2 separate regions of the Homo sapiens genome follow, and region 2 is linked to region 1. A link is a loop called in an ENCODE intact Hi-C map of the cell type or tissue named here. Cell type or tissue: body of pancreas. All regions are shown on one strand.

Evidence for each region. Hi-C counts contacts between places; a loop is a spot of excess contacts. Peaks named below come from ENCODE experiments on the same cell type or tissue, not always from the same donor. Only the 100,000 strongest peaks of a DNase experiment are listed, where the experiment ranks them.
Region 2: a loop joins it to region 1, with 2.7 times the contacts of the local background. A loop is called at or near these places in 11 of 110 quality-filtered maps.

Annotation. Positions count from the first base shown.
Region 1 is chr11:1,032,682-1,035,181 of GRCh38, reverse strand. MUC6 (mucin 6, oligomeric mucus/gel-forming (gene/pseudogene)) reads left to right here. Exons shown (of 33, transcript NM_005961.3): 2 at 2,107-2,169. Among named protein-coding and RNA genes, the nearest start is that of MUC6, 2.8 kb to the left of the region's middle. In body of pancreas, no CTCF peak of the experiment used is centred here; DNase peaks (open chromatin) are centred at 151, 581, 951 and 1,571; H3K27ac peaks cover 2,167 bases.
Region 2 is chr11:858,551-861,050 of GRCh38, reverse strand. All of the region lies in intron 3 of TSPAN4 (tetraspanin 4), which reads right to left. Among named protein-coding and RNA genes, the nearest start is that of TSPAN4, 17 kb to the right of the region's middle. RefSeq lists enhancers at 1-525, 526-1,058, 1,059-1,592, 1,593-2,126. In body of pancreas, no CTCF peak of the experiment used is centred here; a DNase peak (open chromatin) is centred at 1,220.

The sequences.
Region 1 (2,500 bases):
ACATGGGAGGGGCCTCAGCCAGCAGAGTGTGGGGTCGGACAGACGGGCTGCAGGCCTGGGCCGCGGTGGGCCGGGAGGCAGGGGTGGGCGGCCGCCAAGCGTGCAGAAGGAACAGTGCGCACCTGCCGCCTCGTGCTCGTCCAGGGGCTGAGAGGCCGGGGGTGGCGGACCAACCCGCCCAGATGCCCATGCGCCTGGCCAAGGGATCAGCCGAGGGGAAGCACAGCCAGTCTGGGCAGGAACGCAGGAGTCTCCCGCTGGACTTCAGAGCTGGAGGCAGCCGACTTGGAGCCAGTGGACTCGGGGAACCTCCTGCGGGTGGGGCAGGGCGAGGGCGGCGGGGGGCGCAGGGGGTGCAGCAATGAGGCACCCACCCGGGGCAGTGAAGCCAGCCTGGCAGGGCTGAGGGCACCGAAACACAGGCCCGAGGTGTCTGTGCTACAGCGGGGACGGCCCCCAAGTGCCACCCCCCATCGGAAAGGTGGAGAAACTGAGTTGCAGGGGGCATTGCCCAGGGGAGACCGGTCACAGCTCTGCAGCCTCCAGAGGTGCTGGCCCAGGGGCAGGCAGCCAACTGCTCCTCCCGCTCAGAGCTCTCCCACCCCTCCCCCACCAGAGGCCAGCGAGGGCCCCATCCCAGGAACCACTGAGTTCCATGGCTGAGGGTTCGGTGTGCTGCGCACTCCTGCAGCAGGTGCTCTGAGCCCTGTGGATCATCCCTGGAAGGAATGGCGGGGGGCTGAGGACCATGACACCTACTGGGACCCCCAGGAGGGGGATGAGTGAGGGGGTAGGTGCTCGCCAGGCTCAGGGCCCAGCATGAGCCACCCCCACACCAGTCTGGAGTAAACTCAGCTTACACTGGGGATAAGCCAGGTGCAACCCATCAGAAAACGATCTCAAGGCCAAAGGGGACCACAGCCAAATATGTGTCCCACATAGCCAAGGTTGGCATTCTTCTTAAATCCAGTCACTCAAATACCCAACCTCCTGCCTGTGCCAGACAGGACTCACCCAGGCGGCCAAGGGGCAGGCAGCCTGGCTCCTCCCTGGACCGCGGTTAACACCATCTCCCAGCTGACAGGCCCCTGCCCCTGCGTCACCGGAGACACAGGTGTCCAGCGGTAATGGGGGCAGCATCAAGTAAGTCCCAGAAAGTGGGCAGAGCCTGGGGTGAGAGCACAGGTGAGGAGTGGCAGGAATGGGATCTCTGAGCTACATCTGGAAGGAGGTGCTGTGAGTGCCCTGCTAACCAATGGGCAGGGGCAAGGAGGGTCCCGGCCCCAAGAAGGGCCTGGAGAGGTCACGGGTCCTGCTCAGGTGCCGCACCACCACTCAGACATCGGGGGCTCGTGGGAGCCACAGGAAGGGTCATAGTCTCGGAGGCAGGGTCCGGGGAGTTACCCAGAGGTGGGAAAAGTCTCCCTCTGGGTACAGGGGGTGGGACGTGGGGGGTGTTGGCCCCACCCCAGCCTCTGGGAGTCAGGGTGGGACGTCCCCCGCTGCCCTGCCCTGGAGTCACCGTGACTGGGCTATCTGGATGTTTCTCTGACAACAGTGGCCTCAGTGCCAGGCCTGACATCAAGGCTGTCTCAAGGCTGACGTGCAGGAAAGCGGCCATGTTTAGAGCCCCGGAGCCACCGAGAGCAGGGAGAACCGGCTGTGGGGCCTTGGCGCAGACCCCTCAGGGAAACCAGGCGGCCAAGCTGGGGAGGCGGGCACAGCCCACTTTGTTGGCTCCGCCGCCAAGCCCCTGCCACCCGCACCAGCCCCTCCTAGCCCCACCCAGAAGCCCCAGGGATGAGTACCCTGCACACAGGGTGCCCGCCATCTGCCGAACCCCGAGGGGCTGACGGCTGAACTGGGACTGAGTGGACAAACGAGGGAGTGAACGAGAGCAGGGAAGGAAGCTGGGGCTCGTGAAGGACAGCATGGGAGGCCAAGCGCTTGGCTTGCTGTTGAGGCCTCGAGCCCCACGGGCCATGGACACTTCTCGCACGCCGAGTGTGTGCAGGGAAACGGGCGGAGCAGCCCTGAGCAGAGGTGAGCGGCGCCCTCAGGGACGACGGGGTAGCCCCACACCGACTGCGGGTCCCGTCCACACAGGTCTGGCTAACACCTCCTACACCAGCCCAGGCCTCCAGAGGCTGAAGGACTCTCCACAGACAGGTAAGAACACAGCGGCCACTGATCCTGCCGCCCAGACCACCCAGGCCCGGTGTGCAGGAGAGAGGGGCCCGGAGCCCAGGTCACCCCCAAGACACACACATCCAACACACATATATGCACCAACATGAACACACATGCACATACACCCAACACACACACATACCCAATATACACATGCACACACACCTGACACACGCATACACATGTACATGACACATGCATGAGCACACGTCACACACACACCCAACACTCTACACAGACACACAACCCAACACACATGCACACACACCCAACACACACAACCTACACACAAACACACCTGACAAACACA
Region 2 (2,500 bases), 170 kb after region 1:
TCGGGCTTGGGCCGTTTCAGGATGAGACGGGAGATATGTTCCAGGCCTGGGCACGGGACAAGCAGTCCCCCGAAAATGCTGACCAGCTCCCGGTCTGCAGCGTGGGTGCCCAGGTGGGTGGTGGGTAGACGTCCTGGGGTGCCGACGGTTGACTGGTTCTGGGGAAGGGCCGCGCAGCCCTGGGGGATCCCTGCCCCACCCTGGACTGGACAGGACTTGGGAATGGGCTGGCAAAGCCACCCCTCAACCTGATGAAACCCCTTGGAGCACCCAGACCACATGCCTGAGGACAGGCTCAGACCCCAGGCTCTGGGGGTTCCCGGGGGACTACCAGAAGCCCCAAGTCACCCCATAAAAGCCTCCCAAGCCCCAGTGGCCAGACTCACACCCCACTTTCCAGACAGAAACCAAGGCTGGGATAGCTGCTGGCCACCAGCAGCCGCCCCACCCCCACCTGCAACACCAGCCCAGCTCAAGACAGGCCTGGGGCCTCCACCCTGGCAGGGCCCACGGAGGGCCCATGAGCCCCAACACTCTTGCCTCAGGGGGCCTGGGGGTGGGAGATGCCCCCTCCTCGTGTGCACGCTCACCTGCCCCTCCCTGAGCAGTGCATCAGCCAGCGCCAGGCTGGAGGTTGGAGGCCGCCACCCTTTTACTGGCTGGCTGGCAGGCAGGAGGCTGTGCTGGGGAGATGGGACACAGCTCCCTGCCCAAGGGCCAGCATGGCTGCTGGTGCCCCAAGATTCAGGCCAGGCCTGTCACTGGTGTCTTCGGTCCCTCTGGGCTCCACAGGGTAAAATCCCCTCAGAGCAGATTCCCCCCACTGCTGGGGCCCCACAAGTCCCACACACGCTCAGGCCATCCTGGGGAGAAGGCAGGCTCTGTCCTTCCCCGGCCTTCCAGAGGTAGCATCTCCGCTTAAAGTTCAAAACAGAACGCTGTCCGGAGGCTGCCAGCGCAGGACCTATCTTGGGAAGCTCTGCTGAGCCATTGGCTCCTGGTGCCTGCTGAGCTCTGACACCCACGCCCAGAGCCCCTCCCCAGCAGGCCAGGCACAGCGCACAGGGGAGCTGGACAGACTGGGTGCAGGAAGAGGGGTCACCCCTGTGCTCTGGGCCCCAGGATTGGGAGTACCGAGGCAGGGGCTGACTTGCTGGCTCTGACCACACAGCCCCTCGTGGCTGCAGGGAGCCAATAGGAGACCTGGGCACAGTGCCCAGCCTGGGTGTGGCTTCTGAGCAAAGCCAGCCCCAGAAGCAGCTTAGGGTGATAGGGGAGGCTTCCCAGGAGACCAGGAAGAGGCTTGGGGGTGGCAGCCAGCACAGCCCGGTGGAGGGCGGCCCGGAGACGCACCAGGGGACGGATGCATGAACCTGAGACGTGTGAGTCAAGTTGTGTGTGAGCCCGGGATGCATGGGAGCTGGGGTGCATGTGAGCAGGGGTACATGGGAGCTGGGGTGCGTGTGGGCCCGGGGTGCATGAGTGAGGGTGTGTGTGAGCCGGAGTGCATGTGGGCCCGGGGTGCGTGTAAGAGGGGGTGCGTGTGAGCCCGGGGTGCGTGTGAGCCCGGGGTGCGTGTGAGCCCGGGGTGCGTGTGAGGGGGGTGCGTGTGAGCCGGGGTGCGTGTGAGAGGGGGTGCGTGTGAGCCGGGGTGCATGTGAGCCCGGGGTGCGTGTGAAAGGGGGGGTGCGTGTGAGCCCGGGGTGCGTGTGAGCCCGGGGTGCGTGTGAAAGGGGGGGTGCGTGTGAGCCGGGGTGCACGTGAGCCAAGGTGCGTGTGGGCCAGGGTGTGTGTGAGTGGGGGTGTGTGTGAGCGGGGATGAGTGTGGGCTGGGGGTGGGTGTGTGAGCCTGGGTGCATGTGAGGGGATGCGTGTGACCTGGGGTGCGTGTGAGCCGGGGTGCATGTGAGCCCAGGGGTGCGTGTGAGCCAGGGCACGTGTGAGCCCGGGGGTGCGTGTGAGCCGGGGTGCATGTGTGCCGGGGGTGCAAGCTGTTGGTGTGAGCCCGGGGGTGCGTGAGAGCTGGGGTGCATGTGAGCGGGGATGCGTGTGACCCAGGGGTGCGTGTGAGCCGGGGTGCATGTGTGCCGGGGGTGCAAGCTGTTGGGGGTGTGAGCCCGGGGGTGCGTGAGAGCTGGGGTGCGTGTGAGCGGGGATGCGTGTGACCCAGGGGTGCATGGGAGCCGGGGGTGCATGGGAGCCCAGGATGCGAGCCGGGGGTGCGTGTGAGCGGGGGTGGGAGGCGAGGTGCATGCAAGCGGGGGTGCATGTGAGCCGGGGTGCGTGTGAGCGGGCGTGAATGTGAGCCAGGTGCATGGGAGCCTGGGGTGTGTGGGAACCGGGGTGCATGTGAGCGGAGGTCCGTGGGAGCCTGGGGTGCGTGGGAACTGGGTGAGCAGGGTGTGTGAGCGGGGTGCGTGTGGGCCGGAGTGCGTGTGAGCCGAAGTGCGTGTGAGCAGGGGTGCGTGTGAGCCGGGAGTGCATGTGAGCCTGGGGTGCA